Regions from separate parts of the Mus musculus genome. Here region 2 is linked to region 1. Evidence: chromatin loops called from intact Hi-C (ENCODE). Cell type or tissue: gastrocnemius. All regions are shown on one strand. Links, peaks and the distances in the headings refer to the core of each region. The heading gives the core; the rest is flanking DNA.

Evidence for each region. Hi-C counts contacts between places; a loop is a spot of excess contacts. Peaks named below come from ENCODE experiments on the same cell type or tissue, not always from the same donor. Only the 100,000 strongest peaks of a DNase experiment are listed, where the experiment ranks them.
Region 2: it touches region 1 in a loop (11-fold over the local background); 11 of 42 quality-filtered maps call a loop at or near these places.

What each region holds. Positions count from the first base shown.
Region 1 is chr3:70,399,134-70,414,649 of GRCm38, forward strand. It overlaps the pseudogene Gm6631. Among named protein-coding and RNA genes, the nearest start is that of Gm23477, 180 kb to the left of the region's middle. In gastrocnemius, for the core only: a CTCF peak has its summit at 7,628 (motif pointing left); a DNase peak (open chromatin) is centred at 7,618.
Region 2 is chr3:70,096,558-70,112,073 of GRCm38, forward strand. No RefSeq gene overlaps it. Among named protein-coding and RNA genes, the nearest start is that of Otol1, 97 kb to the left of the region's middle. In gastrocnemius, for the core only: CTCF peaks have their summits at 7,546 and 8,342 (motif pointing right); DNase peaks (open chromatin) are centred at 5,077, 5,742, 6,221, 7,545 and 4 more places; H3K4me3 peaks cover 989 bases; H3K27ac peaks cover 346 bases.

The DNA of each region.
Region 1 (15,516 bases), core at 3,759-11,758:
TATACTCTAGAGTCAATTCTGGGTATTTTTAAGTAAAGTTTGTCCAATTTCAAGTTAATTCTCCCACTGAAAGAATAATAATCAAGATGAGATTTCTAGCTAGTTGATGCTTGCGTCTTTAACCCATTGAAAAGCTTTATTAATTCCTACTGGATGAGAGGTTAATCTGACATTAGGAAGAATCAGACTCAGAGAACATTAAAAACACATAATTCAGTTTTATTATGTTCAAGAACACAGTTCTCTTTTGTTGATGGAATTCAGGGAGAGAAAGTTAGTCTGGGCATCTTTAGGAACTTATTTTTCTGCATACACAGTCATTTATAATTAGCCATTCATTGTTTGGGTGCAAACGCTGCTGTTAAAGTGGTGATTGAACCAGTGTTCTCATTTACTCTTCAGCAGAAGCACTGTTTACACTATTGATTTGCTAACGAATCTATTTTATATTATAATGGTGTGGGTGCAAAGCCTGCCCAGTGCTTCTAAAATACAGTAAATCCTTAGAGTTCTTAAAGATGACACACAACCCCTTCGTTATTCACTTTGCTTTCATTAAGCAGAGAGATTTGTAGAATATAGCAGTCACCCTTGTAATATGTTGAAGCTGTGATTTAAATTTAACTTCATGAGGTATCTCTCGGAGATGTTCACACTTTTAATGATATCTGGCAAGCCTCTAATGAAAGTTTTTCAAAGTAATAAGATGGAAAAGAAGCACTGGGATATGCTCACGTTGGAAACTGAAATCATTTTGGCTAAATGCATCAGATTAGAGATTGCCCCAGTCACTGATTGCAGCTATTAGGTAGTCCCCTCATGTAGGAGAGCCAGCTATTGATTTTTGAATTTGAATTTCTTTCGAAATAATTGATTTTTTTTTCTGTTGTGATCCTTATCTCAGCTTCTAAAACTTAGAGGAAGGGGAAGTTCCTCTTATTTCAGCTACCTGAACCAGCTACCTGGTGTTTTGATTAATTTTCTTACCCTTGCTAACCTAGAAATGAGTCACATAGAGTATTCATAGGATACATACAATTAATGAGTCCCATTGTGTAAACATGGAGGGAGAAATGTGCTTCAGTCACAGTCAATGTTTGATAGATTCACTTTAAATAACTCACTTCCAATATTTAGTTCCTAGAATCTTGCCTTTATTTCTGTATTCATATATTTTTCATTATTCTACTACCCACAGTGAAAAGCACACATGGAACATTGACTTAATACTAAATATGAGCTATGTGAAAGAAATAAACACCTGTTGAGCTCCCTCACTTTATTAACATCTTAGATTAAGGACTACTCTATGGCTAGATTGGGAAACTTTATTTAAATGTCAAGTAAGTAATATGCGTACCAACTACAGGTTCCATGTGTCTCAGAGCAAGCGCACTCCGGATCAGCTGGACATCACTCTGGGTGTTTTGTTAATTGAATGTAGGTTTATGTGATAATTTGCTAGAACCACTTGCCTCACAGACGGCAGGGCAGTTCTATAACTATAAGTTAAGTTTGCCTACAGACAATGAAATTACAACAACGGCTTGAGTCTTCAAAAATGAGCTTCTAGTGGTTGGGATATTTTGCAGCATTGTGCATTAACAACCCTGACGTTCCACTGAGCTTCAGTGTATGGAGCTGATGCTAGGGGTGTGTTATAGGGTATGATGGAATGAAGTATTATCACATAGCTTAAATTCGTCATGCCCTCCACTCCAGGTAGAGTAGACAGAATGCTCCAGCCCTCTAATTACATGTTTGGTCATTTTGTTGGACAGCCTCCATGCTGACACTGGAGTCCCCTCATTAAAACGAAAGTATTCCCATCTCTAAGGAAATTCCAAGCAAATTTGACACATCTTGTCATAAACTCAAGACAAAAATTAGATAATTACTTTACTGTGTCCCAAGCATGTATTATAAAAAAAACAAATTGGATTCAAAGGGTTTTTTATGGTATGCTTACAATATGGTAGTTATTATCTTAATCATAAACCAATTAAAATATATCTACCTGCTAGAGTGTAAATACAATGAAAGTCTTCAGGTGGATAGAAGGCATTTATAATAACCAAATAAGGGAACAATTATCAGAGGGATTTTAATGCATTGTGAGAGTTATTCAGACCAAACAGATAGGAGGGACTAGGGGTGAAGTTAGAATTTTGAAGAAGGCAGTGGTTTACTTGAGAAATCTTCTGTAGAGTAAAGGAGTGAGTGTGTGTGCGCGTGTGTGATCTATGGGAATACTTGGCAGGAAACTGTTTCAGTAATGAGGACTAGCTCTTGAGACAAAAGAATGTTTACATTTTGGTATAGCAGCAGAGAACAGGATGTTTTAAATAGCTTTTCAAAAATGTTGACTGAATTTATATAAAAGTAAGGTCTTACAATGAAATCAGTTTGCTGTAAAATAAGAACAGAAAAAAACCTTTTTGTTGCAAAGCCATTGAGTTTTCTAAAGACAAAGGACTAACAAAGTCCAAAGTTTATCCTGGAGGCTGCTGGCTTTAGGTATTGTTCAGGCTTTAGGTTATTCATCTCAGTTTTGCCATGATTGTGATAATAAAGAAAATATTTTTATATATTGAACTAACAAGATTTAAAAGCTTTGAAGGAAAATTTGCCTATAAAAATGAGTTATATTTATTATAAAAAAAAAACTGTGAATCACTTTTGAAGGTCCAAACTGGAGAGTGAAGGAAACCAAATTTAAAGCATAAACTCTGGATATATATACAAAAAGTTTCATGAAAATCTTAAAACACCCATAAAACTCATTGACTCTGGAAAAGGCAAGCTGGCACCTACACTGAGTCTTCAGCTCTACCTTCTAGTGTCTTTGTAAGGTAAGGTACTGTGTAAGCTACCAAAATATAAAGATTAACACAAACTCAGTCACAAAACCTCTGATATATAATCTGTCCTACCTGCAAGATATGCTAGGGCAATAGTGTCACAAAGCTTTTGGAAGAACACAACCAATGTCTGATTTGAGTTAAGGCCCAATGAAGGATGAGAAACCCATACTTGGTGGTACTGATTAACAATTGAGAACCAGACTAGATAGCATAGAGAATCATGGTAAAACCAAATAATATTCGTTTAAAAGGTAATAAGTAAGGTAACAGTAAAACGGCTAACCACACTATTCTGCTATACTCAAATATCACTACCGTATTCATCCATCATCAGAGAAGCTTCCTCCTGTAGCAGATAGGAACAAGTAGCTCTAAATAGGATATTCCATCAAATCTCTCCCCTCAGAGCTAGGGAACCCTTTGGCAGAAGAAGAAGAAACAGAAAGAGTGTAAAAGTCAGATGGAGGATATTGGGAGAACAAGGCCCTGTAAATCAACTGAACAAAGCTCATATGAACTCAAAGAGACTGAAGCAACAAACACTATGCCTACATAGGTCTGCACCAGGTGCTCTGTGTATGTATTATAGTTTTCAGTTTAGTACTTTTATGGGCCTCCAGCATGTGTGAACAAGTGAGTCTGATTCTTGAGACTTCTTTTAGTGCTTCATTTTCTCTGTTGACTGTCTTTGTCTAATTTCAATGTGATAGGTTTTTGTTATCTTATTAACACATACACACTCAATACACTCTAAAATTGGGTAGTTTGAAGGTCTTTTACAAAGATAGTAATATCCTGCTGTTCTGTTGATTTGATAAATAAATCTGTATTTCCTGAGTTTTACTTTCTTGTATTATCTTATTTTACTTTCTTGTATTATCTTGTTCTGCATGACAAATTGAAATATAAAATGTGAGGCATTAGTAAAATATTGAAGAACTTCATAATATTAGAGAGTGTCCCTACTTTATTAGCTGTAGTACAGAATTAAATATATATCCATGTACTATGTCCCAAGCCATAATTAGTTTATGTCTATTTCGTTATATATATATATATAATTGGAGAGAGAATTAATGCATAGAATAGCAAAAGCACTAAAAGACTTATAGAAAGTAATATTACTAATTATTGTTACCAAAATGTAATAATAAAATGACTTACATTAATAAAGAGTTTTGAAAATAAGAAATACAAATGCCTAAGAGAAAAAGTAACTTTAATTCACTTGGTGTAAACATAATGTTAGAGGCTTACTGCTGAATAAGCTCATCCATTCTAGCTCTGGCTGAACTCTGGCTGGCTGGTTCAACTCAGCTGTTCTAGTCAGCTACTTGCCAAGGTGACTGATTCAATCTGGTTTCTCTTAGTTTCCCACTGAATTTCTCTGCTTGGTTTCAAACTAACTCTAGCAATTTGTTCTAATCTTCTGGTTCCTTCTTAGTCTCTAGCTTCAACACTGTCTGGTACACAAACTGAATGGAACTAACTTAATTCCATTGTACTGCCTCCTGCACAGACTGACTAAATTGAACTCAATTGATTGAACAAAACTGACCTGAATTCAATTCCATTGATTACATTCAATCACACCAACTCCCAGCTTCTTAACTCTGAGCTGCATCAAACTAACTGTTTGAACTCAACTGACCGACTAGAACCCAGATATCTGCATGCCTCTGTCTACTGAGTGCTGGGATTAAAGGTGTGTACTACCATGCCTGGACCTATTTTTTTTGTTGTTGTTTTTGTTTTGTTTTTTTACCTGAAACTTTCTCTATGCCAGGATTGCCTTGGGAAAACAAAGGTCTGCTTACCTCTGTATCCTGGGATTAAAGGTGTGTCTGTGTTTTAATGGAATCACAAAGACCTAGAAGGTCTTTGTATATGATCCCTTGCCAGAACAGCCATGTTGTTGGATTAAAATTCCTCTACATTTAGGAAATTTTATAAAGAGTCTTCTTTAGCTATGAAAACATGAAGATGTAAACCCTTTTAATATTCCATCTCATCTACAAAGAATAGATGGTCGAGAATACAAATTATACAAACGCTAGCATGGTTGTGAGATAAGGAGAATCTTTATAAATTGTTACAAGAGCTAGTAAATGGAAACAGCCAAGATACATATCAGCTGAAGAACGGATAATAAAAATGTAGTTTAAATATATGATAGAGTCTTATTTAGCTGCAAAGGGAAATTGTGTAAATTAAGGTAAAAAATAAAAGTGGGGAGAAATATACTGTGTGAGTTGACATAATCTTTAAAAAAAAAACTGAAACGTATGAACTCTCTCATATTCAGATCTACCTTCAACTCTTTATTTGCTTGCTTAATTTTGAATAACTGTGGGAGCCTAGAGGCTAGAAACTGTACATGTATGGAAATTCTTACGGAAAGGGAAACAGTAGAAACACTTAAAAGGAAAGTAGAGAATGAGATGATAACATTTAATCATGAAATGGGGTGTGGAGCTTGGGGAAACGAGAGGGCTAAAGTTGGATGTATTAACTAAAACTTAATGGTGTATGTAGAAGCAATTTAGAAATCTACTACCTCGAAATCCAAATAAAAAAAAATAAAAAGTCAAAATAAAGGAGCTGTTCTGCATGGCTAGACACTGTTGCTCCAAGAAGCAGTGTTGGAGTCCACCAAAAGACCCTCACTTACAAAGACGACAGAGATTGACATCACTGAAAACCGAAAGAGGTTTGTTGTTGTTGTTGTTGTTTGTTTTTTTTGTTTTTGTTTTCCCCAACGGGTTGGGGACCTCCCCCGCCCCAGCACACAGGCAAGAGGAGAGTCCGCAAATGAACAAAGAACACACTGTTTATATTGTGTAAGGGGCAGATTTAGGCAACAAGGCTAGCTGGCTTATTCTGATTGGTGTAGCAAGTAACCCTTTCAGGCATTGGTTGGTTTACATAGGGTGACTACCTTTGGCCTAGTCCCTCACTCTGCCTGCCCTTATGTTTTTTTCTCAGCATTGTTTTGTCGGCCAGCTTTCTTATCTGCCTCTGCACTTGTCCTGCTAGTATAGTTTGGAAAGTTGCTTCAAAGGGGAAAGTGGCTGAGTGGTCTTGAATTTATTTTGGATTCTACATTTCCTCCTTTTGTCTGGTGCGTTTCAATTCTGAAATGATGTCTCACATTGTTGCAGCTGCTGATATTGTTGTCTGAGCACCAACAGTTGTACTGTACTTAAGTCATTAAGGATGCCTAGGCCAAAGGTTAAGAGCAGAAGTAGGATAAGAAGGGGTAGTAAGCAGGACTAGGTAGGGACCCTTCCAGCAAGGCTTGAGGGTCTGGGTGCGATGCTGGCACACGTAGATCAGATCTCCAATTGGAACTGGTGGGATGTCTTTGGGGTACCAGCTCATTTGCTGCAGCCAGTTGTGACTAGACTTCCTTCTGCACCACCTGCAAGCATTTTAACCTAGCATATAGATCATTATTACTACAACATGTGGGTTCAATCACATCATTTAAGACAGTGAGGGGCGCAGGAGCCCCATAAAGGATCTCAAAAGGAGTAAGACTGAATTGAGAGGGAGTATTTCTGGTTCTAAATAGGGTGAGGGGGAAGAGCACCACTCAGTCTGTGCCAATCTCCACGGTTAATCTTGACAAGGTCTCTTTTAGGGTTCTATTCATCTTTTCTACCTGTCCTGAGCTCTGAGGTCTGTACACACAATGTAGTTTCTGTTCGACCTAAACACTTTGCTACCCACTGGCTTACCTGGGCAACAAAGGCAGGGCCATTATCTGACACTATTGATTTTGGCACTCTGAACCTTGGAAATTTTTCTTCAATAATCTTCTTGATGACCATCTGAGCAGTCTCATTTTTACAGTGAAAAGCTTCTACCCATCTCAAGAACATATCCACAAAAGCCAGAAGGTATCTATACTCATATTTTCCAGGTCTTACCTCAGTAAAGTCTACCTCCCAGTAGACGCTGGGTCTGTCTCCTGGTACCTCTTCCCTGGAACCACTATAGTGCGTCAGACATTGAGTTTTTGGCAGGGCACACACTTGTGCACCACCTGCTCCACAAGGTGTTTTAAACCTGGTACATGATACTTAGTCTTGGAGAATGTCTGAATGAGCTTGCTTACCCCTAAGTGAGTCCACTGTTGCATCTGTTTGATCATAGCCTCTCCTTGTCTTTGTGGCAGGATTTTCTTTTCCCTGGAGGTGTACCACAGTCTCTTATTTTTGTTAATATGGTGACTGGAATCTCTGGAAATGGGGGCTAAGTCTTCTGCTATGTAGGTAAATTTGGGCTCCATTGCCAGGAACACCAGCAGGGCCACGACTGCAACCACTTGTGCTTCTCGATCCACCATGTTGTTGTCCGTTGCTATCATGGTATCTCTCTTCTGGTGACTAGGAGAGTGGATGATGTTTACCTTGGCAGGGTAATGGAGGGCCATCAGTAGAGCCAGTATTTCCTCTTTGTTCCTAATTTCTTTTCCTCCCGATGTCAGTAGACCCCTCTGTTGATATATGGCCCTATGGACGTGGGCTATGGCAAAAGCATACCTGCTATCCATGTATATGTTGAATCTTTTTCCTTTTCCCAATTCCAAGGCCTTAAGTGAGGTCAATCAGTTCTGCCTTTTGGGCCAATGTGTCCTCTGGCAAGGCCTGTGCCTAGATAACTTGGTGTCTGTCTACCACAGCTGCTCCAGCATGTCTCCTCCCTTCTTCTAGATAGCTGCTTCCATTTGTGAGCCAGGTAACATCTGCACCCTCTAGTGGCTGGTCTGTCAGATCTTTATGCCACCCATGTGTCTCAGCAAGAACTTGCTGACAGTCATGGACAGGGGGCTCTAAATCTGGGTCTGGGAGCAGGGTAGCTGGACTCAGACTTGAGGGGGGCAAAAATGACTCTATTGGAGTTGAGCAACAGAGTCTGGTAATGGGTCATGCAGGCATTGGTCAACCATCGATCTGGGGGCTGATGGATCACACTCTGCAGGGCATAAGGAGCTGATACTACTAAATCCTGTCCATTATCAACTTGTCCGAATCTTTGAACAATACTGTAACAGCTGCCATGATCCACAAACAGGCAGGCCACCCTGCTGCTACTGTATCTAGCTTCTTTGACAGGTAGGCCAACGGCCTCTTCCAAGGATCCAGCTTCTATATTATCACCCCTTTTGCCATCCCTTTACTCTCAGTGTTCTTTTCCTTTATAGTAAGCACATTCATCTTTAGGCAAAGGCTCTCTTGGTTGCCTGGTACTGTCTTACTAAGCTCTCTAGTTTCCCTGACTACTGTGGCCAGTATTTTATACAAGTTTCTCTCATGTCTTTTATCATTTTTTTAATTTCCTGGCTTCCTGTTCCTTCTGCTTATTATTTCTAAGTGCCAGCATTATCAGCATGTGCCATCTTGCCAAGCTCTAGTCTTTGTTATTTACCTTTCTTTGCTCCTGTTTTCCTGGCTGTAATAGAGACCTCATACAATGTTCTCTCTCTCCCCATCTCTCTCTCTCTCTCTCTCTCTCTCTCTCTCTCTCTCTCTCTCTCTCTCTCTCTGTGTGTGTGTGTGTGTGTGTGTGTGTGTGTGTGTGTGTGTGTGTGTTTTCCTCCGCCTTGTCTTTGCTTCCTTTGGATGTTATCCAATTATCATGTCCCCATCCTGTCACCCATCTTCCCCCAGAGTTTACCTCTGCCCTGGTTTATCCTTCTGTCTCACTGCACATCTCTGATTCTGACTCTAGTCTCTGTCTTTGTCAGCCTGTCCATGTTTCTCACCACTTGTGCTTTGTCCTTCTGCCCATAATGCTTCTTATTTCTATATAGCAACCCTTCATCTTGCCTACCTCTCCTCACTGTTAATCTCTCCATTTGCCACTGTCATCTATCTCTCCGGAGTCTGTTTCTCATTAGTCTGCTGAAGCTTTGCTCTTCCTTACCCTCTGGATCTTGCCTAGATTCTCTATGGGTTTAATCTTTCTCTCTTCTTAGCTTACTTCTTAGCAGCACTTTCCTTCCTTCCTTCCTTCCTTCCTTCCTTCCTTCCTTCCTTCCTTCCATCTTTCCTTCATTTCTCCTCCTCTATACTTTCTTATCAACCTGCATAACTCTCTTACTGACTTGTCCTGCAAACCTTTTAACTTCTGTAACTTCCTTTTTCCTTAGTCAGATTGGTGGAGCACTTCCCAGCCCCACAGAGATGAGACCTGCCATTAGAGCCTGGCGATAGGCTTTTAGGTGCTCCTTATCTTCAGTTGCCCTCCCATCTTAGAGGGCCTCCCATCCATGCCCAGGACATTCTTCCTAGCCTCTAAGAGAATTCTCAGCCTTTCCTCTCAGTCAGGTGCAGAAGTGCCTCATGGTGGCAGCCTCGAGTGCCTTGCTCACTCTGCCTAGCTCTGCCTCCCCCCACCTTGCACTGCAGCACACCCCAGAGGTGAGCACAAGGGGGATGGGAACAGAGGAGGGGTCTCCTGAGGAGGCCAGGGAGCATGGTGCCTGTTGCCTGGGTCCCATGCCAGTGGTACTCTTGCAACTGGCCACTCTGGGCAGACATGCCTAAACTCCCTCGGCTCTGGGTCTGATAGTCCATCACCTACCTTGAGCAACAAGATATTTTAGTCTCTACAGGGTTTATTTCATGCAATCAAAGATTCTCCCCTTCCACCCATTTTGTAAGAAGTTGTCTCTGTAGACATCTATTCCAAAAAAATTAAATAAAAACTGTCTTAGAACTTGGCTTTGGAAATAGGCTTTTCTAATTGCAGCAATACATTGTCTATTGATGACATGTTCTCATTACTAGAGGATAAATTTTACTTTAGAAAAATTTTTAGAAAAATAAGTCAGTTGAATGTATATATTAAATGAAAGAGTTGACTTAGTAAATTTTAATTTTGATAAAAAAAATTGGATCTGATTTACCTGGCTATAAGGCTTTAAATTGGTTTCTAAAACAGTTAAAACTTGGCCTTACCAAATGAAGAGCTTAGAGTCTTCTATACCTAATGGCCTATAGCATAATAACATTTGGTATTTAGTAAAATAATCAGACTTGTTATACTTAAAATAAATTTTATCAACATAACAAAGCAATATAATTCACAAAGATATTTATATAATGTAGTTGAATATTGCTATGCTTATTTAGAAGTTGGTTATTTCTTTTATGGAACAATTAATTAATCAAAATAACTGAATACTTCAATAAAAGTTCAGATTTTTATACAACAAATATGTAATTATGCTTCTGAGAGTTATGCTTTTACTCCAGAGGTATTTAATTTCAGTCAGTTGATGACTGAAGAGAACCACTCTGCATTTTTTGTAAAGTTACTACCATATGCTCTTATCAATCACATTTGGATAATTAAGACTGGAGGATGGTCAACTCTTTTCCTTCCAATTTTACAAAGATGTAAAATTCGTTTAATTTAGTCATAAACTTGCTTTGTGTCAGCTCTGTGTCAACTAGGATGCTAGGGAATTAATAGAGAATAGTATCGTGAAACTGCATTAGATATACTGTGTTATTCCATTAAAACTGTAAATAAGACAACACGTCAGCATGTGAGGAAGGAGACAGGCCTTACTTGCAGTTTTTCAAATATCATTGATATGAATTTAAAATAAGACTCAAAGGGGAACATAAGGATAATTTATTGAACTTAGAGAGAACAGCAGACAGGTAAAAGGAAACCTAGGCAACAGCCAGGAGGAGGGAAGGGGAAAGGAGGGAGGAAGAGAGAGAGAGAGAGAGAGAGAGAGAGAGAGAGAGAACAGAAAACTACAGTTCTTTTTTTTTTTTTTTTTTTGTCTTCTTGAGACAGGGTTTCTCTGTATAGCCCTGGCTGTCCTGGAACTCACTTTGTAGACCAGCCTGGCCTCGAACTCAGAAATCTTCCTGCCTCTGCCTCCCAAGTGCTGGGATTAAAGGCATGCGCCACCATGCCCGGCTAGAAAACTATAGTTCTGACAGAACACAAATAGAAAGAATTCACAGATGGGTACACAGGAAAGAACAAAGAACTGAACTGCCTATGTCTTTGATCCTTATAGCTTCTATTGAAGAAGCACAATTGTGTTTCTTTCAGAGTGACATGTAACTTGAATATGACAGCAATGAGCTGTGTTTTGGAACAACCAAGAATGCAATGTTTAGCTTTAATGTTATTTGGTTTAGCCTTTCAGTCAGCTAAGAGTCTCTCTTAGTGTATTAGGACCAAGGATGTACCTAAGACAGGAAGGGATAACAGCTAATTTAGCTCCTTGTGATTATATCACCTTCCTATTTTGCTAAGTTGTGAGTCAGAGTGAAGTCCTGAACATTGGTTCATCTTCAGTCCTATAATTACTTACAAAGAGCTCAGGCAGTTTTAATATTCCCTAAAAGGCCAGAGATGCTTATTTCTCATCTAGCTGTGGAAAGATAGTTAGTACTTAAAATAGAGTCACAAATAGCCCAGCAATTGTCCACTATAGTACATGAAGTACCTATTTTTAATTAAATTAATTAATCGGTGTAGGTGGAACTATGCCTATGTGCTTGTCTAATGATGAATGTGTCCAGCACAGAGGTTGACAAAGGGCTCTTTCTTCAGATATTTTCCATTTCATCTTTTGAAAAAAGGGATGCCACTCAATCTAGGGTTCCCTGATTCAGTTAGTTTGACTGGAAACTGAGCCCCTGGGACCAGCTTGCCTCTCCTCTCCCTCTGGCTTCCAGCTCTGGGTTTGTAGATTCTTACAACCTTACCCGACTTTTATGTGAGTTCTGTGCATCTAAACCCTGGTCCTCATTCTTGTGTGTCAAGCACTCTATTGACAAAATTAACTCCATAACATCTTAAATTTTTAAAATTCCTTTTCTATTGGGCCTTATTAACTCTTGATTAGGGAATTTGTGTTCGAGAAAGCCTGTCTATGGCATCCTGAGACATACGCATAGGTCCCCAGTGGAGGCTGGAAGTTGATGGCTATAAAGGGCTCCTTTATTTCCCCTTTTGCTGCCTAGCACCCCATATCACAGGGTCACATGTGGATATCCTGTGCTGTCAACAGCTGGTTTTCTTCACACAAATTCACTGCTATAGATAGTGGAGAAAGGACAGAGACCATCCTGTTGAGGTCCGGAAGCTCCTGCAATCTCAGCCTCCATCTTATCCCTGGGCAATGGACATCATCTAAGACTCATTTGCTTCTTCCACTATCTTGCTTCCATTCCGTAGTAATTGACTTGGGACATTTTACAACATGGGCATTCCTTCCTTTTACAATGAAGGCACTTCTTTCTGGACCTTTTACAATGGGGACATTCCTTTGATGTTAATGTATTACTTAGCATCAGTTTGGCCTGTAAACCTGAACAAATACTGTCTGTGGTTTTCAGTTTTATAAGCCCTCCATTTTCCCAAGAATAAATGGGCTTGAACAGGATTTTTGTCTTGCCTCCTTCCTTCAAATCTCCTGATCCCAATTTGTCCTTGCAGCTCCCTGTTGTATTAGTCCTTCAGGTCAGGGCAACATCTTATTTGGAATAACTGGGAAATTTTAAAATCAGCCTTAGAAGGTTTTTGTCTTAATGAGCTTTAAAAGTCATGGAATTATTTAAAACAAATAGGCAAGTTGGAAGGATATAAGAGGTATTTATAGACTGATGACTCTGTCTATAAGTGATAGCTTAAGATCCTCTGGATCTTAGAGGAGGCTCAGACTGGTAATATAATTTGGGATGATTTTGAAGACTACCCTGCTCTTCAAACATGGGATAGATTAGACATTGAGGAAAACTTGTGATAGTATTAGAATTCTGTTTTGAAGAGATAAATATAATAAGATACATCAGAGCAAGGAGAGGTCAAAGACAGAAAAAAAGATGGTGAAAGAACCAAAATTTAATGCACATTTTTAAAAAACACCAACTTCACAATGATTGTCTTAAAACTAGTTTAATTAGTCCTCGGATAAACTTTCTCTCACTGTAATAAGATACCTGAGATAATCCACTTTAAAAGTGAAATAATTTTATTGGTATATGGTTTCAGTCCATGATTGTGTCATACAGTTGCATCTGGGCCTGTGCTAAAGCAGCATATATGGCAGGAAGAATGTAGCAAAAGAGGCTGGTCACCCCATGTGGCTGAAAAGCAAAGAGGCTGAGATGGGAAATTTCCAAAACACAGATGTCTCCCTAAAGGGCATATTCCCAGTGGCTTACCTTCCTTCTCACTTTCTTCACATCCTGTTAGTTTCCCACAGTGCTGAAGAATGGTGACCACACTTTCAGCACATGGCCTTTGTGCAGATTTCAAGGTCTAAACCTTAAAAATCAGCATTCAATTAAAAATGACAGATTATTAGGAATAAAAACAGAGGTATGGGGAAAACAATAGTTATATCTTGGTGTGCTATTTTTCATAAATGTTGAGACTATGCTTGCATATGCAATATTTATAAAAGAGGCTTTAGAGATAGGTTTTATTTGTACTTAGCCATGTAAGAATTTGAGAAATCACCCTTCCAATAGTGGCAATACGAAAACACTGTGCAAACTAAATAATCACATCTCAATTTGTATCTTCATAAAAGGGAGGACATAGAGGAAAACTTCTCCCCAAAGTTGGAGAAACAAACAGGGAGAGAAAACTCAACATGTACCAGAGTAAAAACTCATGGGTGGATGCCTCCGTGAAAGCTAGTGTTGAGAAAGTAAAACTTGTACTATAAAGGACAAACTCAGAGAAGATCCTAATGGACTAGTTTGAGAGTTAAATCTATAAGGGCCATAGCAATAGAGAGGCTTCTGTACTTTTTTGAATTTTCCTTAATAGGTTCTCATAAGAGAAAAGTTCCTGGCAAAGAGAAGAGAAAAATAACCATTTTGAAATGAACCACAGCATTCTATTTTACACACAAACCTCTTATGTCAAGATAATCTACTTTTACTACAGATTAGTTTCAATGAAGGCCTTCTCAGCATCTAACCTGCATGCAATAAAGGAGATGATAAACTTTGGGCATTTATGGACATCTATGCCCCTTAGTATGGGCAGGAAGAGCACTAAAGTATACTCAAGTAGTTAATGACCCAAGAACACGCACGAGCTCCCCTAAAACCTGAGACCCAATCATGGGAGCATCCCCATAGATTCCTGCTGCAGTGTTAACACCTCTTTTCACTGTAGCCTCTACTAACTGATTAGAAAAACTGAATTGCATACAGTTCCTATTATGACAATGTTAACTTGTCAATAAAATATTTACTAGGGGCTCTCTGTTCCTCCCTATTTCAGAGACAGCCTTATCTTTTCATACAGTGCCAATAGTCACTGTGGTGAAGGTTGATATGAACAGATTTGGCCATATTGGGCACCTGGTTACCAGGGCTGACTTCTGCTCTGCAGTTGGCAAAGTGGAGATTGTTGCCATCAAGGACCCCTTCATTGACCTCAGCTACATGGTCTACATGTTCCAGTATGACTCTATCCATGGCAAGTTCAACGGCACGGTTCAGGCTGAGAATGAGAAATTCGTCATCAACAGGAAGCCCATCACCATCTTCCAGGAGTGAGATCTCGCTAACATCAAATGGGGTGATGCTGGTGCTGAATACATTGTGGAGTCTATGGGTATCTTCACCACCATGGAGAAAGCTGGGGCCAGCTTGAAGGGTGGGGCCAAAAGGGTCATTAACTCCATCCCTTCTGCTAATACCCCCATGTTTGTGATGGGTGTGAACAATAAGAAGAAATATGACAACTCACTCAAGATTCTCAGAAATGCATCCTGTGCCACCAACTTTCAAGGTCATCCTTGACAATGTAAGCATTGTAAAAAGGCTCATGCCATCACTGCCACTCAGAAGACTGTGAATGGCCCCTCTGGAACTTATCATGATTTATTATACCCTAGATTAGTGAATCTTTTGATATAGGAGAAGCTCTTTAGGTGACAACACAAAGATAGACAAATGGTCAAGAAACTATGGAGTGTTCAGTCCTAGATGGGGTTTGTGTTCCACATCTCTTCCTCCCAAGGCTCAGGGATTAACATAAAACAGGGGGAGGAAAGATTGTAAGATCACCATCTATATGTGACTATATGAAAGCAGGGTTTTCTGGTCACGATAGAACTGTAACACATATGAACTCAAGAGCAGTTGCAACAGAAATGCACGAGACCTGAGCAAACTCAAACCATATAAAACTTCAGCATGGAGAGAGGAGTTGAGTACAAAGTCTCACCTCTGGGTGAGGTGCTATTGCAAACTGATAGTTCCTGGGAGAGGAGTAAGTTTCCTAAAATGCTGTAACCTCTGGTACATCAACCACATGCTAATAGATGATGCCACACACAAGAGTATATGGGCTGCAGAAATTGGGCTTTGTAGGTCTTAACAAACAAAACACAAAGATTGGGTCGATAGGGAAGTTGGTAATTGTTCATCTAGAGGAATTGGAGGAGGTGGGTGAATATGATCAAATTGCACTTTATGAAATTCTTGAAGAATTAAAGGAAAACATAAATCTACAAATAGGAAAGAAGGACACTGGAGATGAAGAAAACTTATTGGTCAAAATAAAGTTTTAAATTTTATTTTCCTCATTCTTAACAGAAAAAAGTTCAAAAAATAATAACAATAATATATTTCACTATTTATTG
Region 2 (15,516 bases), core at 2,923-10,922, 300 kb before region 1:
ACTTCACTATTTTGCTAGTGACAGTGACTTGGTGGGGAGGAATATAATGATCCAGGCCAGTTAAGTTGCAGCCAGCATCTATTTAGCTAGCAGTCAGCTCCTCCTGCTTCAATACACCTGCGCAGCAGGCTTGACTGAGATGGAAAGAAATCAAATGGCTTGACCTGGCCACCCATCTGCAAAGAGAGGATGGTCACTTAGTCCTCCTTGGGATCTGGCACCTCTTCTTCATTCTGGCATTCCGTTGTTTGCTGCAAACACCGGGTCTCCTGCCTTGTGAATGCAGCTGCAGTCTCTTGCTGAAAGCTTTGCCTTCTTTCACAGAGAAGGCATAATTAAGAACACAGCTGCAAATTGGCTCTTCTCAACAATTTCCCCTGCTGTCCCATAAAATGTGGGAAATATGGGCCAGTACATTGATTAGACAGACTCTTGGGGTTGAATTGTATGTAATCTGCCTACTTCTGGCACTTGGAGATAAGTTTCTGCTCTTCCATTGGAATTTGAAGGGGTGAGTGAGAAATAGCAGTAGCCTGGGTAGTCCTTGGGTTGAACATTTAGGGCATGCAGGGCAGGAGGGCATTATTGATGCATAGTCTCATGTGAGTATGTACTACACAATAAATCCAGGCATCTTGGTGATGACACAGGGTGGCTGGCTCAGCATTAATAGCAATTGATCTGCTTATCTCTCTTCCTCGAGTATCTGAAGAAGCAACTCATTTGTTCTGCTCATCTATGAGATGAAGAGAGAAAGGGGATGTGGGTGAGTGGACCACACTTACTTCTTCTGTTTCAGCGGCATTGTACAGGACAATAGGTTGGCCATGTACCTTGTGGTCAAAAAATATGGACCCAAGTAGCATATCCTCTACTTCGGTCCTGAAAGCTCAAGTCATTCATTCGACCTCCGGGAGACTTGATTTCTCCATTGTGAAGTTGGAGTGATTATGGTAGAATTATGTAGCTGCCGTGAATAACAAATCTGTGCTTGGTCCATAGCACATGTTCAATAAATTGGGTGATCACTCAAATCTTCATTGAGATAAACAAGGTTGTTAAGTAAAGGAGGGTGAACGAGCCTTGTTTCCCCAGAACACTGGAACATTTAAGCGAAATGATTTTTATTACACTGGGGTCATTACACTCAAGGAAGGAAGGGAGAATATTGCTTTAATATAAGTTGTCTGAACAATTTGTATTAAAAAGAACCTGCAACAATGAAACCCCCTTTTACCTAATTCTGAAAGGCAAACAGAAGTTCTCCCTCGGCTCTGACTTGTAGCATTTGTCACCAGCAGAGGACCAGGCACAGGGAAGGCATGGTAAAGACACAGGCACATTTTCTTCCTTTTTATTCTCTTCACTTTGGTTTTCATCCAAATAATGAGCTCAAGAGAATTCCTGGCGGGTGCACAGCAAGCCCTCAACTGAATTTTCCCTCTCCAATTCTCTAGCTAGCTGCAAACAATGCCCAGCTGCCTTCTCTGTAGACTCATCCTGGTAAGTGCCTGGGCCCCGTGGAATATGTGGCCCAGGATTTGAGATGAAACAAGGGTTTGAGGTGTGCTTAGCTTTTACATGACCCCCACCCCTCACCCTCAAGCAATGAAAAAAGGGTGGATGTGTAGCAGCAACTTGCATTGGTGGGGAACGGACCCTCCTGCTGGGTGGCTGCCCTACTTTAGCTCCCTAGGAAGATCCAGCAGGAAGAAAGCCAAGGTTCAGTGCTTTGCACAGGCAGCACCTGCAGATGTGAAGTCAGATTTTAAATCCTCAGAGGATGTCTCCAGCCAGAGAGTGATGCATAAGATTAAGTGTTTCTCAGCTTTTGCTCTCCCTTTGAGCTACCGTCCTCTGCCCTCCATTCTTCAGGTATTCATCAAGAAATGAGCAGGATGGGTCAGAAGACTGGCAGGCAAATAACATTCTACGTGGAATAAAAACCGATAGGTAGACATCCTTGCTGGGACCTATTCTAATGAAAAAGATTACAGTCATCCAAGCATTCACCTGTACAGGGGAGAGGAAGGCTTTCAACCAGGGCACAGTTACAGATTCCTCAAGGCTAAGAAAAAGAGAACTAGATTTGCCAGCCAGGGGAAGTTCTACTCTACAATTTAAGTCCTTATGGATGCCTTTCAAAAAGTCATGATGCTTGTACTGGAGACAGATGAGCACAGGGCACTTGGTTGGTAGGGGTGGTGCTGTTTCACCTTTGCCTCCCTTCCCTCTAGAGAGCAGGCGACACCTCTATTTTCAGTGTTTCTTTTGAGTGATTTCCCACCTGGTGGATTGACAGGTACTCTGATTATCTGCCTAAGGAAAATGAAAGGGTAAACAGCCGGGAGATGAAGATTGACTTACAAGGACTCCGTTAAGAAGTGTGCGTCACACTTGGATAAAGACAAGAGTCGAAAAAAGGACACGCAGGGAAATGTCAGATTAGCACCTAAATGTATTTTGAAGAGGAACAGCATTTTGTCAAAATGGTTGCTTCTTGAATTGTAACGATTGCAGATTGTCACTGTCACAAGCGGGAGATCTATCTGAAAAGACAAATTATATTTCTCTTTTATTTTTTGCTATCTAGAACGGTGCTCTTTAACAGAGGTTGGAGTCATCTCATTTAGCAATCTGTGGTTATGGCCAAGGGTCTTCTTTCTCTAGGCAGTGAATCTGACCAAAGCCAAACTGGGGAACAAAAATAATACAAAAAGAATGATTTAAATTTAGTAAATCATGATGTGTTTTCTTCTTGATGTGTCATCCCCAAACCAGACATCCCCACACCAGACTTTCTGTTCTGTTTAGGCATGGAGGGCTTTCATTAGCACCATTTTGGTTGTTGGAGATGCTCTTCCCACCTTGCATCCATCCAGACCAGAGAGACTGAGACAGCACTTGGAACTCCACACTTGATTCTCTTAGGCTCTAAATCTTCTTGCCTGTAGCCATCCGTTTTCTTACCCGTTCCTTACTTCTTTTTTTTTTTCCTTTTCTTTTTTATTGGGTATTTCATTTATTTACATTTCAAAAGTTATCCCCTTTCCTGGTTTCCCTTCCAGAAACCCCCTATCCCACCCCCTCCTCCTGCTTCTATGAGGGTGCTCCCCCACTCATCTACCCACTCCTGACTCCCACCTTGGCATTCCCCAACACTGGGGCATCAAGCCTTCACAGGACCAAAGGCCTTTCCTCCCATTAATGTCTGACAAGACCAGCCTCTGCTACATATGTGGCTGAAGCCATGGGTCCCTCCATGTGTACTTTTTGGTTGGTGATTTAGTCCCTGGGAGCTCTGAGGGGTCTGGTTGGTTGATATTGTTCTTCCTATGGGGTTGCAAAACCATTCAACTCCTTCAGTCCTTTCTCTAACTCCTCCATCGTGGCCCAGTGCTCAGTCCCATGGTTGGCTGTGAGCATTTGCCTCTGTATTTGCCAGGCTCTCAGGAGACAGCTATATCCGTCCCTCACTTCTTAACATTCATTAAAGCAGAGATCTTGGAGCCAAGTCTCATTATCTGTTATTGGTGGGTGTTCAGTTGACTTAGAAATTAAATGAATGAGGCTAATTGTAGAATCAAGGCCATTTCTTACCCAGGCGTTACAACTTGCATGTGGACGGCCCCTGTGGTAAGGGTGAGACCCCTAGAGGAGGTGTTGATTTCAAAAGGAAGGATCTAGGGAGAGGTCTTTAGGCCTCTGAGAGCCTATGTTTGAGGGTGATCATGGGAACCCCACTTGTCTCTTCATCCTGTTGGTCTGGCTCAAAGTGTGAGCAGATTGTTCTACTGTCTGCCTCCACCATAGTGAACCCAGTGGAGTCACCAAATGTTGACCTTAAACCTTCAGACACAGGAGACAACAGATGTGTCTCTAGGTCAGAAGCAGCTCACATCTGGGGTTTTGTTGTGGGAGTTTGAAGCTGACTGGCAACTGTTATTATTATTATTATTATTATTATTTTACTTATTTATTTAATTTTTAATTTTAGCTATGACAGTTATTTTTATAATGCTATAATACTGACTTGAGCTTTCCTTGGAAGAGAACAGTATCAAAATTTTTCAAAAATGAATTTTCATGTTATTTTTTTCTGTTGTTTGTCTGATTTTTGAAAAAGGGAAAAAAAGGCTGTGGAAAAACAAAACAAAACAAAACAAAACACAACACAAAACAAAACAAAACAAAACAAAACAAAACAAAACAAAACACTGTGTCCATGGCAAGCGAAGGAAGAGAAGCTGCAAGAAATTTCTGGGGTGTATGCTGCCTTTACTTGCTCTGCTATCAGCTGGCTTAATCATTGATGCAGTTCATAGATTAAAAAAATAGTGTGTGTGTGTGTGTGTGTGTGTGTGTGTGTGTGTGTGTGTGAGAGAGAGAGAGAGAGAGAGAGAGAGAGATCTGGGGTCAGAGGTATGTGTATGCCACTGTGTGTGTATGGGGTAGGAAGAACTTTGGGGAGCTGAGTGTCTCTTCCCGTCTTTCCATGGTTTCTTGGGATTGAATTCTTTTCGTCAGGCTTGTATGGCAAGTGCCTTAACCTGCTGAGCCATCTTTCAGCCTATGTGGACCAGATTTTTTTTCTTTTGTGTCAAAACAGAGCCCTTTAAACAGAAGAGCATTGTCTCCTGGCTGAATTAGAAAACAGAGCCATGAGATATTTCAGCTGTATAATATCTGCATTGTTGTTCATGATGTCAAAGCCAGCCGTGGCGGAGAACTCGTCTGTGGTGCAGACAAATGAAGCCATCGATACTCCTCTTTTGTCTGTCCTTGGCCATGACCGACTGCACTAACTTCTAGGACCCATTGCTACGGAGGGAGGAGGGAGGGTGACATTTTTACCATGAGGTGACCCAGAGGGCAGTCTCATGTGCAAGAGGCTCTTCCAAGTTGGTATTTTATCATCCCCTCCCTGCAAGTGAGAACCCCAAGTCCCTGATAAGTGGCCACGAAAAACACTCTGAGTACACTTTGCTTCAATCTGTTACACAGCTGTGTTTGCATCCCTTGGCATTCTATGGCTTTGCTCTCTCTTCACAGGGCTGGGAGGAAGCACAGAGCCCACTAGGCAGGACTTTCCATGTGTGTGACGCTGCAGACTGGGCTCTCAGCCTTTCCCTAGCCCTCTTCCTAGTCACAGCCTGTCCTGATTCCTTCATGCATTTCTCCTTTGCAATGCTTTTCTCTCTCCACTCCAGAGAGGGGATTTTCTTGCTATTTTTCCCATGGGGAGAACTGACTCTATCTGGGTATTATGGGGTGATGAACATCAAGCTTTGCAGAAACGTTGTTAAAATCAACATTTTGACTTTTTTTCAGCTATGGACTTCCGAAGGGGAAAAATGGCTAGAGGTTTCAATGACTATCTGACTTTTGAGTTTGAGACAATGGTATCAGACAGGACCCCTCTGTCCTGCTGAAGGGACACAATGGAATAGATCACGCAGTGTGGGGCAAGCAGGCAGGGGAGGCAGCTGTGATGCTAGACCGCTCAGTATGTCTGTCCTCTTGTTAATAGTACAGTCTGTTCTGAAATGGCTTTCATCTCCCGCCCTCTCTCTCCTCCTTCCTCGGATTGCAGTACACTCAGTTATTCTACTCAGTGCTATTAAGGTTGTGCCTCCGGGGTCCTTAAGACAGTTCTTCCCCCCTCCCAACCTGTGCCAGATCTCTTCACCCGACAGGTCCTCCTGCCTCCAAGCTGGCCCTTGCCTTCACACCTGCTGGGCTATTGGGAACATCATGGTCAGCCTGCTGCATTCCAGAAAGGATGCCAGGCACGCCTTCCTGCAGAGAGATGCTAGGACCAACCGCTTTCATGACCACCTCCTCCACATTCTCTCTCTAGCTTTATGGGCACAGGCTTTAAAGTATGGAGAAACTGAAGCAACGCTAGCTTCATCCCAACCTTTGAAAAGGCCTCTGCGATGCTTACATTTTCAAGAGGGAATGTAAACTGATGTAGAAGCCGAGGGAAGTTCCCCTAAGGGTGCCGAGTGCCAGGGAAAAAACCCCAGTTTCCCCCACCTCCCGCTCTTACTAGAGGGCACATTTGAGAAAGCTGACTGCAGCAACTCTGCTTGCTGGCCAGATCCTTGGCAAAGGCTGATGCTGGCTGCAGCCAAGAGCTGTGTGAGGTTTCAGGACCAGCAGAGGTTTAATAGCACATCCCCGGGTAGCGCAGGTGCCTTGCTGTGGCTCCGGGACATGTGGGAACCACGAGCAAGACCTCTGCATTGGCTACCAGTTCCCAAGCACATCTCTCTCTAGAGCGCAGCCAAGGTCCACTGTGCCAGGCCAGATTGTAATATCCAGCCTCTAACCGATTTTTCAGGAAACACCTTCAGTGGGTATGGGTAGAAAAATCATCTGAATGTCCTTAAGGCAAGCAGGCAGCCTGCTGTGTGGGCTGTGCTCCACAGCCCACACAGACTTGTCTGCAGCAGATTCTTCCCTGAGCTGTCACTCCTGGAAATTTATGCTGCACTTTAGGTCCTCCCTTGTTTGCGGTACCAACTATGGATGCAGCCGCTTGACTCCTCATTTTGCAGATGAGTTGCTTTGAAGACTGGAATTAAAACACAAGTGTCTCATGAGCTCGTAGCCATGCAGGAGCAGGAGGAGCAGGAGGAGGAGGAGGAGGAGGAGGAGGAGGAGGAGGAGGAAGTCTATAATTGGAACTCATCTTCATTTTCTCTCCCTAACTCCCCTTTCTCCTCTACTGTTTCCTTGGTCCACCCTGACTACATCTGTCCTTAGATGATTTTGCTCTGACCATGTAGATTCACTTTGGTAGGAAGTGTAAGTATTGTCTCTGTCAGTGCTGTGCGAGGAAACCTCTGCTTCTAACTTCTGCTTCACTCCAGTTTGGTAGCCATTGTAGAGAATTCGAAAGGACGCGAGGTTTTAAAATTTTGCCTCATTTTAATTCTCTAGGTTGAAATAGAAATAGAGGAACTTGTTACTAAATTTTATTGGATGGTAAAGCGTCATGGATCAATCCACTCATTTCACACCAGGCTCAGGGAGGCGATTTGGACTCATCCCCGGACACACAGCAATTTTTCCAAGCCATTCAGAAAGCGAGTTAGCAGCTTTCGGCCACTAAAAGAGTATTGTGGTGGTCATTGTTACTCTGGCACAATGCTAAGACACATTTTTTATTAGCATGCTGTAATTGTAAAAAACAAGCTTCATTGTGACAACTTCATAATGCAAAGCATGTATCATGGTGATATTTGACACTTCGTCTTTCGGCTCTGTTCTGGCTGGCTTTCCCTCCCCCATTTCCTGTTTTAGTCCCCTTGGCTCCTTTGTTATCTTTTTCCTTTCCTAGTTTCTCTATATAAAGAAAAATGCCAACATACTGTTGTTAAACTCTTGCATCTTAAAAAAAAATGAACCAAACCAGAGAACGCTAAAGTAAAATCACATATTGTACCATGCTGCTTCTCTGTATGAGAAAAACTGGCTCATCTAAGGGGCAAACATTGGTAAAAGCCAACCTGCTAGTCCACAAAGGGCCCTAGGTGGCGCTGTTGTATAACTTCTGAAACTGCAAAATTCAAACTCAAAAATCGAAAGCGACGGAAACCCACTTTTCCTATTTCTTAACTGTCCACCTCTAACGGCTTACTCTTTTATGTCCAGATCTTTGAATATCTTACTTCCCGGTAGAAGGGGAAATAAAATTCTCTCTGTGGATGCACAAAAATAGAATTCCTTATGTATGTATGTAGGTAGGTAGGGGGAAAGCCCGACTGCAGTTGTGCTTTAAAAATATCTTGAGGCATCATGCAGATGAAACCCTCGAGGAAGTTTCCACATGTATTTCTAAGTGCGGAAGGTGAAATCCTGCGGGGATGTAGCTCACCAATGCTCAAGGGCTGTCCTCCGAGAAGACGTTTATTGCTAAACACCATCTCAGATTCCTGAAGTCACGAGGCTTGGTCAGAATGTCATTTTTGGGAGAGGCCGAGGCCACACACTTTGCAGACTATCAGTACATCCAGGTTACAGGCAAGGTTTGAGCGTACGGTTTCTAGTACCTAAAGGGTACATCCAGAGTTGTGTATAAACAACCCACTAACTTAGCTCGGGGAGCCCAGACCTAGAATCTTTTTTGGTAATAACGCTGTTCTTTCTCCAGGAGAGGACACCTCATATAGACATTCAATAACGCCTTGTACCTTGTAATTCCCTTAAAAGTTAATGAACGGGCTAAAATGAATTTTAATAAGTGCTAATTAATTGCAGTTTGTCTTCCGATTTGAAGAACAAAGGCACCCCCGCAGTATTTGGCGGTTTCCTCGGTTGTTTTGAAACTACTTAACAGCAGATGGCAGTGTTGCTCTGTACGTGGCCTGCGGAGGCTTGGCAAGAAACTTCCCACAATCCTTTTCCAGCAGAACTCCACAAAGAGATGCACCCATGATTAAAGCCTAGATGGAGACAGAAAGCAGGGCACAGGGAAGTTCACAAAGTGAACTCAAAATATGGGGGTAATTTCATCCTTGTATGATTTAGTTGAATCAAATTTTACTGATGTGCATCACAACCATGTATTTAAATTACATGGCCAAAGAATTTCAAATAATGGGCATTCTGTGTGTGTGTGTGTGTGTGTGTGTCGGGGGGGAGTGACAGAAAATGGGGAGATAGGCACAGATGTTATTATAACATATTGTGTATAGATATTTACATATACTAGTGATCCAACCAATCATGCATCCATTCATCCATCTGTCCATCTGTCCATCCATCCATCATCTGTGTCTACCAGTCTACCTACCTATCATATATATGTATATTATATTTATATACATTCATTCATTCTGAGGATGACCAGAATTGCAGTCCACGTGTGAAATCTTTAGGTTCAGGCGCATCACTTAGGCGCTCAAGCTGGAATTTTCTCGTCTTGGGAAGAAAGTTATGAACTAAGGGTTTCCAGCATCACCTCTGACTTTGACATTTGTGAAGTCTGCGAACATTTCCATATTCTCTGGCACTTTCTGCACCTTCAGAGTTGACCAAATAAACTCTTGTCCTTCAAGTCACACTGACCTGGGTGAAGTCACAAAGCTGGATTATGCTCAATGTCATATCTTATTTGGCTTTTGGATGCTATTTAGCAAGACTCCTGTCCAAATGGCAGGCAGTGGTGACCAAGGCAATTAGGGAGATTGATTTAGCATGCATGATTTCATTTTCTGCTTCCTACGGTGAGAGATGAAGGGCCTAAGATAACCAAATTGGACTTAGCCAAATTTAGACATCAATTTTTCAGATTGTTTTCATGTTGCAACAGCACTTAAGGTAAATTTAAACTTCATTATTTTTTAAAATAACTTTTTTCAGAAGAGTTTTCCAGGTATGTGAAAATCACTTGTCCCTTCTAAAGGTTTCTTTGTCTTTTCTACATCAGTTTATTGTTTAAAAAGATTAAAAAAATGCATCAACTTTTCAAATAACATTATTTTTTCTGAGCCTCTTGTGTATTTGGTGTTCTGTTACACCAATCTGTTCATTAATTTTAGGTTGGTTCATTTCACTGCTGTTATTTTAATGTCACATAGAGACATTAAAATGCCACCAAATAATAACCTTGAACAAAAAATATGTATGGCTGAAACGGCTCTGATATTTGCTGGATATTGATTCCCTAATTGGATTAAAGTCTGTCTTTGACAGGATTCCAAGAAAGCAAGAAACAGCTCATGATTCAAAACTGACTGGACCTCATCCCAGTGACCATGGGTGATGCTCATTCATTCAGCAAACTCTGATTGAGGGTTTGTGGTGGGCCTGGCTCATGCTCTTGGCAGTGCCTGTGCAGCTATACTCTTGCTATAGGGCAAATCGACAGAAAAAGAGGCATGAGTCTTGGAGTTCATTCCTGTCCATCTCATGTCTTTCTTTCTTAAGGAGGCAGAAAAGCCCTTGAAGACCTCTGGGAGAGCTGCAGTGGCATGTGGCTCAAGATAGAATGCTGAGGCTTTCTTCACGATGGGCATGGAAGTGTAATGTGGCACCAAGGTGACAGCTCTGGACATTAAGAGAACTCTGGCTCAGCTTCAAAGCCTTCATAACTGACACCTGAACTTCTATGAAGGTGTCTGGAATAGTAGCTGATGATTTTTGAGGTATTGAGAGATGTCAGGAACACTGTAAGTCTTTTGTTGACAGGGTCATTACAGATATTTAGGTAGCATGAGAACAGAGATGCTTAGTTCAGAAAAAATGAGCTGTTTGCCTTGTTTTTTTCTTACAGTTAAGTTGTTTATGCTTTTCTTATGCTTTAATATTGTTTTAGTATTTATTTGTGTATATGCGTACATGTATCAGTCAGGCATATGCATGTGTGTGGGGTTGCTCTTAACGGGTGTCAGATCATCCGGAGCTGGGTTTATGAGTGTCTATCAGTCTGTAACTGTGCTGGAAACCAAACTATGGCCTTCCGTAAGAATAGCAATCACATTTAATGGTTGAACCTTCTCCCTTGATGCTGTCTCTGCTTTTCTAACATTCATGCAGATGAAGAGTGCTAAAACAACCTGGGAGGTTCTTGTGTCCCTTCTTGATCCCATCTCAGGTCTTCTGCACCTGGGCACAAACATTCTGACCACTTACCAAACAGCAAGGGCTTTAGGTAACTTCATTTAATCCTCACAACAACACTATTGCCTAGACATACCATTGTAGTTTTATCGAAGGTCAGAGACGTTGCATCTCAGAAGCAGAAGTATGAAATTCCGAAGTGTATGCTGTTGTCGCTAAATGAAACCAACCCCACAGGGATCCACATTATGCGGGTGAGAGGTCAGTCAAGTTATTCTGTACAACTTATACTGAAGCATGGCATTCTTTCCCTGGGTATTAACTGCTGAGAGATATCACAGAGGGTGATAAGACTGGTGCTTAAGCATCCCTGTCCACCTTTTCATTGTTAAGATTTATGAATCTGCTAATTTCTTGGCAAGTCCAAAGCACGGCATTGCGGCGTTTAGTCCTCTGGAGAGGCAGCTGTGCTGTGAGCTCAGGGTATCTTGGCTTTCTTGTGCCATGTTAATTTTCTGGTTCTTTATCTGTTCAAGGTGCTAAAGAAGCATTGGCGTCTGGCTGATTTGTGAAGACAGTCTCTTGGAGGTGAGATCCCAACTGTAGAATGCAGAAAGATATACAGATGGTGTTACGACTTGATTGCCATTTGTCACGTCTGTAGCCATTTCCAGAGTGCTAATGTCATCTAAAATGGAAGTTTAAAGCAACAGATTAAAGGTAAATTGTGTCAGAAGAGTAAAAGAGTCATTAGAGACCTACTCTTGTATGGCTTACTTCATAACTAGAAATAGCAATGGAAAAGAGATAGCCATCGTAAGAATTACAGTGGAATAGAACGAACTTATGCCCAATGGAACCTACTCATTTCCTTTCTTGATATGATGATCATGAGATAGTGCTGTAAGAAGAGTTAAATTATATCCTAACAATAGTTCCTTAATTCGTAGGTTAAATCTAATATTCTATCTATCTTATTACAGCTTTTAACATGCTACGAATAAAGTTGTCAGATTAACAATACCAGTTGAAGCTGTTAAAATGAATATTTAACATGGTTTCACTACACTTTCACAATACACAAAATATTCTCGTCTTTACAATCTACCTTGCAAGGCTGTGTTTGCCCCATGAGAAGACTACATTTCAGCACTTTCAAGCTATGGAAAGATCGTTCAATGTCAAGAAGAATGGAAAGATGAAGCCACATGAATCTAGGTGTAGGATAGCAGATTAGAAGCTGCCTCCCTGTGACTTCTTAGAGATAATTAAAATAACAAAGAATAGAGTCTATTTCAAAGACAGAGCTAAAAAGTACCAACAGTCACAGGGAATGGGGACAGAGGGATAGTGTAAAGACACAGACATGGAAAGGATTCAGCCCTGGTCCTGGGGAAGGGGACTGCACACCCAGCAGAGGAAGGGGAAGCAGAGGTGCTGCTTGTAATCCAGGCAGCCTTAATGAAAAGAGACTCTGTAGGTCTTCCTGGTCTTCCTGTGGAGTTTCCTTTGTTCCTATCCCCTTTGAGAGCCACCATTTTTCCTCCTATTCTTCCATAAGAATCCCCAAGCTCCATCCATTGTTTGGCGGTGGGTGTCTGTCTGTCTGAGTCAGTTGCTGGATGGAGCCTCTCAGAGGCTCCTGCTTTTGTCTGCAAGCCTAACACCTATCATTAATAGTGTTAGGGACTGGTGCTTGTCTTTGGGATGGGTCCCAAGTTGGGCCAGTCATTGGTTGGCCATTCCCCCAGTCTCTGTTCCCTCCCCTGTGTCTGCATTTCTTGTAGACAGGATAAATTTTGGGTTGAAAGTTTTGTGGGTGGGTTGGCATCTCTATTGCTCCACTGGGGTTCCTGTCTGGATACAAGAGGTGGCCTCTTGAGGTTCCATATCCCCAATGTAGTGAGTCACAGCCAAGGTCACCCCCAATGATTCTTTGGTGCCTCCCTTGTCCCAGGCTATGTTTCAGACTGGCGAGCTTGATAAGCACACAGCCCTCTCAAGCCTTGAACCCAGCGTGGGTTCTGGTAAGACAGTGATGTCTCCACAGTACAAATAAATCACCCGTAGAGAGAATTCCAGTTCGTCTTCTAGTGGTGGCTGGGTGGCATCTGGCTTGAAATTGAGCCATTGTGAGAGTCTGAGAGCAAGGAACAATCACAAGCAGGGGACTTGAAGTAAACTTGCCAGAGCCCCGGGGTGAGAGAACCATGGGAAGAAGCTGTGGAAACTGGAAGGCTCAATCTTGACAAATCAAAAGGATCACAAACAGGACGAGGCTGAGTCAGGGAAGTTTAGGATGGAAAGTGAACCCATTGTTGGGGGCTAGTGGATGACCTCTGGACCTGAGAATAACTTTGGAATGATAACCCTGGGTCTGAGACCACAGGTAGAGCAGTCTCTGGGCACCTTACCTGCCCTAAGGTTCAGTGCTGTGGAGCCAAAGAACACTTGACACACTCAACTAGGTTGAACTGGGTGCTTTATTTATTTTTATATTTATTAATTAATTTTTAAACCTGAAAAACTGTTTTCATCCAATATATTCTTCCCTTCTCTCATCTCCTTCCAGATCCTCCCCACCCATCCAACTCCAGGTCTTCTTTCTCTCTCTTAAGAAAACAAACAGGCAAGTAAAAAAGACAGACAAACAAGAGTAAAATAAGTGAGCAAGCAGACGAACAAGACAAATCAACAAAAAGAAGCAAAGACAAAGTACTTAGACATGTGTGTGCACACGCATGCGCGCGCGCGCGCACACACACACTCACACACACACACAGATACACAGAAATATATACACAGATCACACACAGATCCACACACACCACACACCTTCACACACACATATATATACACACACACACTACACACATACCTGTACTGACACATGTACACTCAGACGTACACACAGACACATGCATACACAGACATATACACATACAGACATACACACATACGTACATACACATACCATGCAGATATTCACACAGGCACAAACACACATGTTCTTTCCCACATATACACATACACGGACCACACAACACACTCAGACACACAAACACACACATGCACACACCACACAGACACACACATACCTACCGTAAAAATAAAATAAAAATATCTGAAGTCATAATATACAAGCAAGACCAATAAGGTGAAAAAGAAATTCCTATTGCTACCACTGAGTTTAATTTGTGTTGGCCATCTACTGCTGGGTATGGAGGCTGCCTTTACATGTGGTTTGTATATCCAATGAGACTCCCTTGGAGAAATTGACTTTTCCTTTGTGAGTGGTTATCAATTGGAGCTAGCAACTGGGTTGGGATGGGGTCTCGTGTCCACTTCTCTATCTCAGCTCTGGAACCTCCTCTGGTTTGGACCTGTACAGGCCCTGTGCACGATGCCAATGTATCTGTGAGAATCAGTCCTGTTGTGTCTGGAAGACACTGTTTTTTTTTTTTTTTTTTTTTTGGTATTATCCATTCCCTCTGGTTCTTACAATCTTTCTGCCTCCTCTTCTAGAGTTCCCTGAGTCCTGATGGGAGGGGGTTGATGAAGGCCTTCTGTTTAGGGCAGAGTCTTAGAGAGTTTGAGAGTATCAAGATGGGTCTGCCTATGCAGACCACAGGCTCATGTTTGCTTCTTCCAAACATGCTTTGGAGAAACTCCTAGTCTAGAATATGTGGCTATGAATCTCAGAAGAGTTGGAGAATATACCCACCAATCAACAAAGCTAAGCGAGTCAGTAGAGGCTTCTGGTATGCATGAAGGGAAACTTCAAAGGTAAATACAGCTCTGGCAGATATCTGGTACCTGTTCAGTATCGGCTCAACACTAGCCTGTGTTTTGCGAAAGATAAGTGGCTACAAGTTCAGTTCACCCTCCCCTCCACTCATCTCACTAACTTTAATTTTAAATGACTCCAAAAGAAATATTTGAATATTCCATCATTTTCTCCATTTGATTATCTTTTTCTCTTGTTTGACTCATTCATATTTCAAAAATTACAAAAAGCTTTTGTAATTTTAGTTTTAATTTCCCTTATTACAGTTACCTAATTTTGTTTACACTTTCTTAAAATCAGCCCCGTCCTTCCTTCTTCCCTCCCACCTGCTCTCTCCCCTTCCTTCCTTTCTCCTTTTCTTTTTCTTTTTTCCCTCACAGTATTTTCCCCACTTTCTTTGTTCCATTTAAAACATCAATTCTTCTCCATTTTTCCTTTCTGGTCACACTTCCTATACCTCATTCATTTACTATTTCTTTATTTTACCCTAAAGATGTTTTTACTTAGTTTCATACTCTACAGTGGTCTTTCCACATTCTCTTCTATGGTTATTGTTTGAGTATCAGCGGTTTTCTGAGATTACTTACTACAGCTGTTTTCTCTGCTCTGATTTTTATTACGGATTGATTGAACTCTCAGTAGTAGATCCACTAGAAACATCTTGAAGAAAATATTGCCAACCAAGGGTTATTCAAGTTGTAACTTAAAAACCTAAGAACTATTGAAAAACTAAAGGTAATATGGCCCCTTAAAAGATTATAATTTCTCAATTTAGATACTAAAATTGGTAAAACACCCAGTGTTTTTTTTTTTTACATTTTAATTAGGTATTTTCTTCATTTACATTTCAAATGCTATCCCAAAAGTCCCCCATATCCCCCCACTCCCCCACCCACCCACTCCCACTTCTTGGCCCTGGTGTTTCCCCCGTACTGAGGCATATAAAGTTTGCAAGACCAAGGGGCCTCTCTTCTCAATGATGGTTGACTAGGCCATCTTCTGATACATATGCAGCTAGAGACACAAGTTCTGTGGGTACTGGTTAGTTCATATTGTTGTTCCACCTATAGGGTTGCAGACCCCTTTAGCTCCTTGGATACTTTCTTTAGCTCCTCCATTGGGGGCCCTGTGTTCCATCCAATAGCTGACTGTGAGCA